2 separate regions of the Homo sapiens genome follow, and region 1 is linked to region 2. Evidence: chromatin contacts called from ENCODE Hi-C or POLR2A ChIA-PET data. All regions are on one chromosome and are shown on one strand. The core of a region is the stretch at or near the end of the contact, and the rest is flanking DNA. Distances in the headings are between cores, read along the strand shown. Region 1 overlaps LINC03036 (long intergenic non-protein coding RNA 3036). Region 2 overlaps CACUL1 (CDK2 associated cullin domain 1).

Evidence for each region. A loop is a pair of places that touch in the nucleus more often than their neighbours do. ChIA-PET counts read pairs that join two places held with the same protein, here RNA polymerase II (POLR2A). Pooled maps may share reads with other maps.
Region 1: a loop to region 2 is called in a pooled map, with 11 times the contacts of the local background. The contact joins two enhancer-like sites. A Hi-C loop is called at or near these places in 7 of 50 pooled maps. POLR2A ChIA-PET finds 5 or more read pairs at or near these places in 2 of 52 experiments (Panc1 and activated T-cell).

The regions. Positions count from the first base shown.
Region 1 is chr10:118,838,580-118,844,244 of GRCh38, reverse strand. The region is part of intron 3 of LINC03036 (long intergenic non-protein coding RNA 3036); the gene reads left to right. Among named protein-coding and RNA genes, the nearest start is that of CACUL1, 86 kb to the right of the region's middle. RefSeq lists enhancers at 1-294, 295-796. Within about 2 kb of position 3,989, at least 2 of the 41 ENCODE cell types and tissues checked have a DNase peak (open chromatin) inside an H3K27ac peak, as active enhancers do.
Region 2 is chr10:118,694,391-118,700,757 of GRCh38, reverse strand. It overlaps CACUL1 (CDK2 associated cullin domain 1), which reads left to right. Exons shown (of 9, transcript NM_153810.5): 6 at 5,528-5,617. Among named protein-coding and RNA genes, the nearest start is that of CACUL1, 57 kb to the left of the region's middle. Within about 2 kb of position 2,142, at least 2 of the 41 ENCODE cell types and tissues checked have a DNase peak (open chromatin) inside an H3K27ac peak, as active enhancers do.

The sequences.
Region 1 (5,665 bases), core at 2,740-5,239, 140 kb before region 2:
CCGCCCCCCCACCCCAGGTCATTGCTATTAAGAGTTGCTTGCCTCATGTTACAGGATTTTTGGGGTGTTGTTTTTCTGGCTGGAAACCTCTGTGCCAGTGGTGCCTTTGCCCAAGTTTCACTCAGGCCCGCTGGGTTCGTTTCACCCAGTTGGCCTGGCAGGCTGCACTTGGCTTATGCTACTGGCCTGGGACTCACCTCTGCCAAGGGCAAGTCAGGTGTGGAATGGCAAGGGGTGTATGAGAGAGCATGGGGTCCGGCCACTGCGCACAGTCAGACATGCTGGCTGCTGCAGCAAGGCAGGCAGCTCCAGGTGCTGGCATGGGTGCCGGCTCACTGCTAGGTTATGGCAGGACCAGGCACACCACAACCTGCTTCCATGGCTGGCCCAAGGGAACACAGTGATGCCCTGAAGGTTGGAGATACCATGAACCACAGGGCCCCAAAGAGTGAGTCACAGCCCTGGTTCAGGAGCTCCCAAGTCTGGGCCCCTGAAGGGCCGTAGCTCTTCTTTCCTTCTCTTTGCCCATCCTGTAGCTCTTCTTTCCTTCTCACCCACAATGTGGTGAGCAAGGGGCATGTCTCAGCCCTGTTTGTGTTACAGCTCTTTTAGTTTTACCATTCAGCCGGCCCCAAGTTCTTGCCCTGTGACCAGGAAGAATGAGGTATGCAGACAAGTGGAGGGTGACTACGTTGAAGAGGAGCTTCACTGAGCCATAGAATAGCTCAGAGGAAACCTACAGGGGGCAGCTCCTTTCTGCAGCCAGAGTGTCCCGACCAGTGTTCAGCTCCTAGCAGAGAGGGTAGCTCCTCTCTGCTATGCAAGTTGTCCTGGCAAGTGTTCAGCTATCAGCAGAGAGGGTAGCTCCTCTCTGCTATGCAAGTTGTCCCAACCAGTGTTCAGCTCCTAGCAGAGAGGGTAGCTCCTCTCTGCTATGCAAGTTGTCCTGGCAGGTGTTCAGCTATCAGCAGAGAGGGTAGATCCTCTCTGCTATGCAAGTTGTCCTGACTAGTGTTCAGCTCCTAGAAGAGAGGGTAGCTCCTCTCTGCTATGCAAGTTGTCCCGACCAGTGTTCAGCTCCTAGCAGAGAGGGTAGCTCCTCTCTGCTATGCAGGTTGTCCTGGCAAGTGTTCAGCTATCAGCAGAGAGGGTAGTTCCTCTCTGCAGCTGGTCTTCCCATTATCTGTGCAGCTCTCAGCAGAGAGGAGGCCCTAGAGTGGGTAGCTCCTCCCTGCAGCTGGTCATCCCAATGTCTGCTCAGCTCTGGCTAAGCCTGGGGTTTTTATGGGCCTCAGAGGGGAGGAAGTGTATGCTGATTGGCCCATGGGCAGCCATAGGTGGGTCTGGAAAAGGCACCACAAGTTCCCACTCCAGTCTGTGGGACTGGCAGCCCAGCCCTCCCTGGCCTAAAGGTGGGGCCTCACCAGGACCATCCCCATCCACCCAGGAACCTGTCTGCCTCCTGCTGCTGTTCTTGGTGCCCAGGCTGTAGGTGCCAAGGGGTGCCTGCAGGCCAGTGCCGAGCTGCCCTCAGCCCCCACTCAGCTTCCCTCCTATGTTCGTGGCACCCAAAGTCCAGAGGGGGCTGAAGAGGCAGGGGGCTGGCATGTCAGCACTGCTCCGAGTGTGTGCACACCCAGCTGGGCCACAACAGCACCCAGTCTTGGCCCTGACTTTGCTCTGAGATTGGAGCAGGCACTGACAGCAGGGAGAAGCCAGGCAGCAGGAGCAGGCGCTTGCAAGCCGGTGAGGGTGGCAGCGGCAGGGGGTCGGGGGGTACTTGGGCCTTCCTGGGCCCCCAAGAGAGCAGGGATGCCTGGTTCCACAGCCATGGTTTGGGCGGCTGCAGCTGCACCCGGGGGCGCTGGGCTCCTGCCTGATCCATGGAGCACGAGGCCCAGGTCTGCAGCTGCAGTTTCGGTGGCTGCAGCTATGCCTGGGAGGCTGGGGCTCCTGCCTGCTCCGTGGAGTGGGAGGCCCAGGTTTACAGCCAAGATTTGGGTGGCTGCAACTGTGTCCCTGGGAGGGTGGGGCTCCCACCTGCTCCTGGGCCCCAAGAACCTGGGTCAGCAGCCGTGGCTTGGGCGGCTGCAGCAACACCCAGGGAGCTCCCACCCCAACTTGGAAGGGGCTGGGCTCTCACTTGTCCTCGGCTCCTGCTGGCTCCACGAAGCATGCAGCCTTGGCTGTGCCTCCTTGCGTGGCCAGCGTGATGGCAGTGGCTGCTCCAGATGGCCTGCCGCTGCCATCACTGATACATGAGTGGATTAATGCAGGCATTGACACATTGTGGCCTGTGGGCCAAATCTAGACCTGTTTTGGTATAGCCTGTGAGCTAAGAATTTTAAAATATATTTTTAAATGGTGGGAGAAAAAAATAAAAAAAGTATTTTGTGCCATGTAAAACATATGAACTTCTACCTCTGTGTCTATAGAGTTTTATTGGAACACAACCATTCATTTATATAATGTCCAAGATTGCTTTTGTGCTGCGACGGCAGAGTTAAGAGGCTGCAATTGAGGTCTGTGTGCATGGCAGAGGCTAAAAGATTTGCTGTCTGGCCCTTTACAGAAAGAGTTTGCCAACCTGTGAATTAGGGTCATTTAGAAGTGTGGGTTTGAGACAACTGGGGCTCTGGATAGAATTAAGGCTGAGCGAAATGAGCCACGAACTAGCAGGTCTCAGCTAGGGCCAATTTCCTAATCTGTGAAATGGATGGATTAATATCACTCATCTCATAAGGCGGCTGCCTCCTAAAATCTGCTGACAGAAGGTTCATAAACGGTATGGATTTCAAGGCACTCGCACAGCTGGGAAGAGCCACAGATACTGGCTGGAGAATGGTTTCAGACCTGAGTCCTTGTCAGACCCACTTGCTGAGCTTTGAAGAACAGGAAGCCCTGGGCCGCGATTCCTTGGACATATCACTCTCTCCAGGTCTGGGGTGGGGCTGGGCATCTGTCCTGTCCACAAGCTGCCCAGTGATTCACACATTCAGGCCGGTGGGAAGCTGTGATTTGGCCCATGTGCCTCAAGGCATGGATGAGGAGACACAGGGGTTGATTACTCCTCTAGGCTCTGTCCTCCATGGTTCCTCCACCAGCACCCTTTCTTCCCGAGACCTCATGGCCCCACGTTTCTTCTCCTGTCCCCTCAGTGAGCTCAGTTTGTCCTGTGGCATGGCAGTTTGAGAACACCATTCTTTGGCCCTTGAGGCTGGGAGCTTTCTATGGCCGGGTGTGGGGGCGCACTTCGGTCTCCCCACCAAGGCCCTGGGGTGAGCCCACACTTGGTTCCACAGACAGCCCAGAGTGGGCAGCTGAGCCGCAGGGGTCAGGACAGCTGATGGGGTCAGGGGCACAGCTTTGACTCTCACTTGGCTCCTTCTCAACTGGGGTCACTCAGGTGAACCACTTAACAGTCCCCCACCCAACACACACCAGCCAAAATTTCCTCATCCATAATATATGGCTCCTACACCTGACTGGTTCTCTTCATCCTATGTGGCTGTTGTGGGGCCCAGAGAGACGACAGTCACAAAAGCACTCTGTCACTGGAGAACGCTGTGCAGGTGGAGCCGGGGCCCTTCAATATTCAAGAAATGAGTTCAAACTGGCCCGGAACCAAGGCAATGTGCACTCAGCCCACCCTCTGGCCATGTAGCCTTACCCTTCCCAAGCTACCCACCAAGGCTGTTGACCTTCCTCTCAATAAAGAGACATGGACATGGGCCTCGGTTGACCAACACTGAAAGTCCTGTGCCCTGGGAAACCTTTGCAGTGAATTCTTATAATTTTATGTTGCCTCAGCATCCATCTTGGATACACATTTAACTTTCTCCTACCAGAAGCAGGGCTCAGTTACTCTTGAGACTCTTGAGACAGTTTCCAGCTCCACACCCAAATGACTCAAGCCGCGGCTCCAGGTGAGAACTTAGAGGCCTCTCTCCCGCCCACCAGATGGGCTCCCCCGCCCCCGCCTTCCTGCTGCTTCCTTTAAACGGGCCATTCAGACAGCTGCCCATGAACTTAAGGTGACTCACTTCCTATTCCCTTATATACTACTCTTTGCCTCTCTGTCTCTCTCTGTCTCTGTATCTCTCTGTCTCTTTCCCTCTGCTTGACTCTTTGTTCCTGCATTCCATGACCCACGGACAGTGGACTGCCCTCCTTACCCATGGTGCCTTCCCTGCCCCGGATCTGTAAGTAAAAATATTTGAACTGACTTCCTGTCATGGTCGTGTATCGAACTTGCGCCTTCCATCTGAAGAACTGGGGGCTACCCCACTGGGTTTTCCCTGGGACATGGGAGTGGTGAGAAACACAAGGTTGGGCTTCCAGGAGGGCCAGAGTGACGGTCAGGTAGACACAAACTGGACACAGGTCAGACAAGACACAAGATCGTCTACCAGCATAAACACATTTCCTATGCCAGGCACCCTCCATTTGAAGGTTGGATAACCAGACATTAGGCCATCCGACAAGTAGAAGGATCGTGTGAAAGGCGTCCTGTAAACAACATGTTCACCTCCTCTTCATTTCTCATTAGGGCAGGGTTGCCAGCTGTGCTGGTACTGGAACCCCAATTTAGCTGAAGGCTCTCAGAACACCCCTCAATCCTGGGCAGATGGGATGGTTGGTCACCCCAGCTGGGCCTGACCCAGGGACTGAGCCTCTGCTCGCTGGCACAGGGTGGATCAGCTGGTTGTGATGGACAGGCAGGAGGCATGGCAAATTAGGGAAGTGACCTGTAAAGACTCCTTTCCTCCTGGCCATGACCTCTGCCCCACCCCCAGAGCCCCTCTTCTCCCAGGTCCCCCCTGAGTCCACACGGAACCTAATCTAAGCCTGCATTTGGAAATGGTCCAGTTTTCTCTCTCCCCTGCCCTCCTAAGTCTGAGTCACCATCACTTCTCACCTGGAGGGACTTCCAAACTCGTCCACCCATTTCCACTCTGTCCTTGTCCAATCTACTCTCCACACTGTCTACACAATCAACAAACCAATTGCCTCAAAATGCCAGTGTAATTATGTAGTCTATGCTTAAGGATTTTAGTGGCTAACCCGGTCCTCTTAGGATACAGACCTACCTCCTCACCTGGTGGGAGGGCCTGGCCCCATCCCTTCCTCCTCCCCAGGCTTCGTGCTATCCACCCCTACCCCTTGCTCACCCTGCTGATCTCCTTCCAGCTTTGGGGGCTGTTATGCACTGAACGTTTGTCCCCCTCAGATTCATACATTGAGACTCAATCCCCAATGTGATGGTATTTGGAGAAGGAGCCTTTGGGTGGTAATCAGGTGATGAGGGTAGATAGATCCCTTATGGGTGGGATTAGTATTAGTGGCTTTATAAGAAAAAACCAGAGAGCTAGCTCACCCTCTTTTCACCGTGGGAGAATGAAAAGTTGGAATTCTATAACCAAGAAGAGGGCGCTCACCAAAACCCAACTATGCTGGCATCCTGATCTCCAACTTCCAGCTTCCAGAACTGTGAGAAATAAATTTGTTGTTTATAAGCTTCCGAGTCTATGGTAATTTGTTATAGCAGCCTGAGTTGACTAAGAAAGGGACCTTCACACACATAACTCTGGTGCTTGGTCAGCTCTTCCTGCAAGGTTCGCCTGGTCAATTCCGTTCCTCTTTCAAGCCTCAGCATCAATATCAT
Region 2 (6,367 bases), core at 893-3,392:
TTCGTTTCTCCTCTTCCCATTCTTTTTTTTTTTTTTTTTTTGAGACGGAGTCTCGCTCTGTCGCCTAGACTGGAGTGCAGTGGTGTGATCTCGGCTCACTGCAAGCTCTGCCTCTCGGGTTCACGCCATTCTCCTGCCTCAGCCTCCCGAGTAGCTGGGATTACAGGTGCCCGCAACCATGCCTGGTTAATTTTTTCTATTTTTAGTAGAGATGGGGTTTCACCATGTTGGCCAGGATGGTCTCAATCTTTTGACCTCGTGATCCACCCATCTCGGCCTCCCAAAGTGCTGGGATTACAGGCGTGAGCCACTGCACCTGGCCTCTCCTCTTCCCATTCTTGAGTCCTCTTCCCCCTCGCAGTAGGTAGCATCTCATTCTACCTTTCCTGAAAGAATATACTTCTCCAGGTGGAGTTAGGAAGTCCCTGTAACCTAATGTCTCAGTGTCCTCAGCGTCCTTTTAAAGCTCCTATCTTATGTGACACATCAAGTCATTTTTTCGAATGTGGCACATATTTGGGTTGGCAGTATGTATTTTTGCTTTCCTTTGAGCCGTAATTAGCGTTCACCACAATGAACTTTTACCAGAATCTACAAAAGAATTGTTCTAAGCTTGACCATAAACTTTTTTTTTTTCATTTTTGATGCTGAATTAAGTGAAGGAATTATCAAGCATGGGGCAAGTTTAGAAAGGCAGGGTTTTTTTTTCAAAGAATAGTGTAGTTGAAGATAATATACATTTCATTATTATGTTCCCATTTTTTTTTGTAAGGCTGGGAGATGTTTATCAACATCTTTAAACATTGTCTTGGCCGGGCGCAGTGGCTCACGCCTGTAATCCCAGCGCTTTGGGAGGCTGAGGCCGGCGGATCACGAGGTCAGGAGATTGAGATCATCCTGGCTAACACGGTGAAACCCCGTCTCTACTGAAAATACAAAAAAAAATTAGCCGGGCATGGTGGCGGGCGCCTGTAGTCCCAGCTACTTGGGAGGCTGAGGCAGGGGGAATGGCGTGAACCCGGGATGCGGAGCTTGCAGTGAGCCGAGATCGCGTCACTGCACTCCAGCCTGGGCGACAGAGCAAGACTCCTGTCTCAAAAAAAAAAAATTGTCTCATGAGGTATTCCAGGTATTATAACCACTTAAGTATTTCCTGATACTGACATTGTCTTTTTGCTTTCATGACAAGATAGAGCATTTTGAAATCTTGGTAAAATTCTGTAGAGAAATGCTACCATTTGGTAGAAAAAGCCGGTCTAGTTTGTAAATATATTTTTATATTTGCCAGTAATTTGGAAACTAATTTTATTGGACGTATGCAAAGAGAATATTCAAGAGAGAATATAGTAGTCCAGAGCTGGTGAGAGAAAACATAATCATAATCATGTTGTCCGGTTTTCAATAAAAATTACACTTAAAGGTGGATATACCTTTTTATTTCCAAGTAAACAGAAAAGGTCCTTAAGCTTTGGTAAATTGGAAAAAACTGAGTTTATCAGATACTTATTGAGCAGTTGTTAGGCATTGTACTTAGAGAAGTGATAACTGGCCTCATTGGTTTGGGCTTCAGAACAACAAGGGACAATGTTTAACTGTATTATGTGGGTGATCATCAAAAGGTTTTTAAACACACATGCACTGCTTGTATGTGGTAGGACCTATATTTTACAAGTATTTAATTCTCCTAACCCTATAAGATAGGTATAGTCATTACCTCCATTTTATAGATGGAGAAACGGAGACAAAGAGAGGTTAAAGTTTAAACCAGAATAGCACAGCTATTAATGTCGTTTCTACTTACACATTTTTATATTACTTACCCCTTTACTGCAGCAAAAAAATAACTACATTCAATTTCTGTAACTTTCTACAATCTGATCAGTAATTTCCTTCCCGTGGCTTCAGATAGATCTGGAAAACTAGTGTTCCATTTATTATCGGTGTATAACAAATCATCCAAAAATACAGTGGCTTAAAACAACAGTCTTTTATTTTGCTCTGCAGTTTGGGAGGGCTTGGGGTGGGGTAGCTTATCTCTGTTCTGCTCAGCATTGTCTGATGTGGCTCAGCTGGGGGCTGGCACTTTCAGTGTGACTCATTCACGTGGCTGGTAGGTTGGTGCTAGCTTTTGGTTCCTCTGTGTTTCCTTCATGAGTGAGTATCTCAAGATACAGGAAATGGAAATTGCTGGTATCTTAGGTCCTCGGCTCAGAAACTGGCACAGTGCCACTTTTGCTGTATTCTGCTGGGCGAGGGTCACAGAGCCCAAATTCCAGGAGAGGAATGTATCCCACCTCTTGATAAAAGGCATGTCGGCTGGGCGCGATGGCTCACACCTGTAATCCCAGCACTTTGGGAGGCCGAGGCAGGCGGATCACTTGAGGTCAGGAGATCGAGACCAGCCTGGTCAACATGGTGAAACCCTGTCTCTACTAAAAATACAAAAATTAGCCGGGTGTGGTGGCACGTGCCTGTAATCCCAGCTACTTGGGAGGCTGAGGCAGGAGAATCACTTGAACCCAGGAGTCAGAGGTTGCAGTGAGCCAAGATCGCCACTGCACTCCAGCCTGGCTACAGAGTGAGACTCCGTCTCAAAAAAAAAAAAAAAAGCAAAAGAGGTTTGTCAGAAGAATTTGGGAGCCACGTCTTAAAAACAACACAAAAATGTAAAATGAATACTGTCTGTTAATAAAGAATCAGTTCTTGATTGCCCCATATTATTCATTATTAGTATGTTTCATGAATGAAGACAATGACTTCTTACTGGGAATAAAACTAGTTTTCTATCGGCTCCATGGTATAATCATTTTTATGCATATTTGCTTATAAAATAAAGTGGCTTCTATTTTTGGCTGAAAGTAAACTACTAGGCTCTATTGTTAAAGTATTTACGTCGTATGTTGGTGATTCTGAGCAAATGTAACAAATGTGTAGCATGGGGTTAATTAATGATAGAAAATTTCCTGGGAAAATATAGTGTGTTGACTTTTGCAGCAGCAGATTTATAGTTCAGTTTGCACAGTGTTCTAAATAGTTACGTTTTAGTTAATTTTCTTAGGCAGTTCTGCCTTTTAGATCAAACCATTGTAGTTTGAAATTTTTTGAAGCCAAGAGTATTTTCAGTTTTATGAATTGCTTTTCACATTAATAAAGGAGAGAGTCTCCTGAGCAAGTGTGTAGCACTGAGGAATACTTGAAAGAGCAGAGGAGCTTGGTTCTGGTCCCAATTCAGGTATCAAAAGGTGTGTGACTTTCAGCAAGACACTTAACCTGTCTAGATTTTAGGATTAGAAGTTATCTATTCTAGTGTTTAAACTATACGGCTTATTGATATCTGTGGGATGATTGTTGCGTATAAGCAAGCATTTCAGTGTTGGTATGGTGAAGTAGAGTACAGAATTTAGAGTGAAACACAAGTTCTCAAACTTCTTCTGCCTCTAGCTAGCTCTGTGACTTCAGATGAATTATTCAGTGATGAGTTTTTATTTTGGCCTCAGTTTCCTCACTTGTTAAAAATAAAAAGGTAGATGATAAAGCTTGTGAGAATTAAATATATGTAAAGTACGTAGCACTTACTAAATGCTCAGTACTCTTTTCTCTCTCAAGTTACCACCCCCAAACTCCCATTTCTTTTTCCTTAAAAGGGGAGATTAACTAGAAAATCTTTTAAGTTTTAAACACTGTTTTCCTAAAATCATTTTAAATTTATTTCAAATTAATTTCTGTACATTTTATGTATATATCTTTGTATTATATTTATCATTTCTTTATCAAATTTGACATAGGGGATTTCAGTTATGGTAGGAGTTGTTTGCAAATGTATATACTTGACCACATAATGAATATGTGGTTGAATACGAAGAGTTAGTGGGAGCAAGGCTAATTGGAGGCCAAAATGGTGAAAAGGTTAGGAAGATGGATTAATAGAGAGAACTTTGAAAACCTAACACTTAGAATTTAAATTTTTAAACACTGCATTTTAAAGCAACATGATTTTCTGAAATGCTTAGCATTTGTCTATGCCAAGCTTGTTCAACCCATGGCCTGCGGGCCGCATGCGGCCTAGTATGGCTTTGAATGCTGCCCAACACAAATTCGTAAACTTTTTTTTTTATTAGATAGTGTCTCGCTGTGTTACCCAAGCTGGAGTGCAGTAGCGGGATCTTGGCTCACTGCAGCCTCCGCCTCCCAGGTTCAAGCAATTCTCTGCCTCAGCCTCCTGAGTAGCTGGGATTACAGGCGCCTGCCGCCACGCCTAGCCAATTTTTTTGTATTTTTAGTAGAGACGGGGGTTTCACCAAGTTGGCCAGGTTGGTCTTGAACTCCTGACCTTGTGTTCCACCTGCCTCAGCCTCCCAAAGTGTTGGGATTACAGGCGTGAGCCACTGTGCCAGCCTGTAAATTTTCTTAAAACGAGTTTTTTTGCAATTTTTTTTTAAGCTCATCAGCTGTCGTTAGTGTATTTTATGTGTGGCCCAAGACAGTTCTTCTTCTAGTGTGGGCCAGGGGAGCCAAAAGACTGGACACCCCTGGTGGTCTGTGCCATTCAAAATTGTAACTATCTACTGATGATAAAATTGGAAGGATAGACTTGAACAGTGAGTGCATCTCTGATGGCCATCATATATATTCAAACATAACTCAAATTGTACGTTTGAGACTGTAAAATCCTTATTGGCCTAGTAAGATGGCATTTCTCTTTTTAGAAAGGCATGAACAGAACAAAATCAGTTTATATGTGATGTTACAAGCCTGGCTGAGGGTAAAATCCTACTAAGTTTTTTGTTGTTATTAGCAAATGCAGCTCTTTGAGATAAATTAAAAATGAATCATTTTAGGTCAGTAGTATCTGTTGTGTTCACTTATCAATGGAATTCACTTGTATTTGTTAGTGATCTTATCTAGAGGAATTATTCTTACTCGTTAAAAACTTCTTAAAAATGTTTGTGTGGCAGTAGATAACCTAAAAGAAAACTGTCTCTGTTGTCATGTTCAGAGTCAGGGTCACCAAAGACATGAAAATGAGAAAGATGAGCCATTATCATCCCTTGCCCTTAGCTCTTGTAAGAAAATAGTAGATGTAGCTATAGCATTTGTGGAAATGAATTTCTGTCTCTGATCACAGTTACCAAATAATTACTAATGGTGTTTTGGGGGAAGGAGAAATGATTGAGGGAGATTATCATATGATACTTTATTCTCCAAATGTAATGGAAGCACTTTCAACTCACTTATAATGTATCATTCATGATACATTATACTAGTGCTTTTAGAAAGCTTTACTTACTTTTCAGAACCTTCATGAATTGATTCATTTCCATTAGTGGCCAGCAGACCTTCACGTATTTTAGCTACTGCAGTGGATTAAAAAAATAAAATCCTTAGTATATAAACATTTGATTGGTTTATTGGACTGTTCCTTTCTTACAATTGTTTATGTTTCAGGAGTCTTTGGGAGAAACAGTAATAGAGAAATCTTGACAGTCAATATGTGTTACATTCTTTTTAACCTGTTTTCTTATTTCAGCTTTACTTTTAGAAGCCCAGTCAACACCATTTCAGGTCACACCTTCAACTATGGCAAATATTGTGAAAGGCCTGTATACCCTCAGACCAGGTAAACATTTCTCATTTCTGTTGGGATTGGAACTGTTTGTTACAGCCTTTTCCAAGAGGGCAGTGGTTCTGTATGTGTTTTGTGAGGCTTAATGGTACTTGGATTTGCTGGAGCAAAAAAATTGAGTAGATACTCATCATTGTGAAATGTAAACTCAGAGCTCAGTTGGAATGTTCTCTGCTAGTGGAAACCAACTAGTGTGGTTTTTGCAGAACCTGTGAGGGAAATACAAGAAATAAATTGTAGGATACACTTTGGATAAAATTGAATCTCATGTTTGGTCTTAGTTTCTTCTTTACTTCCTGCCTCACGCTGCACATACTTACAGACATCCACATTCACAACCCCGTCTTCTTAGGCCTGTTAAGTAACTTGCGAAGAATCTAGAAGTGTTGGTAAAGTTACAGTCATTTTGTAAGGATGTTCTGGGGAGAGAGACAATCACAAGAACCAAAGCAAATACCAAAGATCACTATAGTCAAAAGCATGGTTTTTAAATTCTTAATGTGTCTCTCTATCTTAGAATAAAACATTATAAATTTAAAGGAATCCCAAGGAGCTTTTGTATATATCTTTCTATAAGCCGGAACCTCAAACTTGTCATAGAGTTGTCTAGCAACTTATAAATGTCCATGGGAGAGAGATTACAAAAGTTATCAGGATAGAACGTTGTTCTACAATCTATAAATACAAGGAATGCTTTTTAGATAGTAATTACCTTTTTGTGAAATTCTTTTGTTGTTTGAGGAT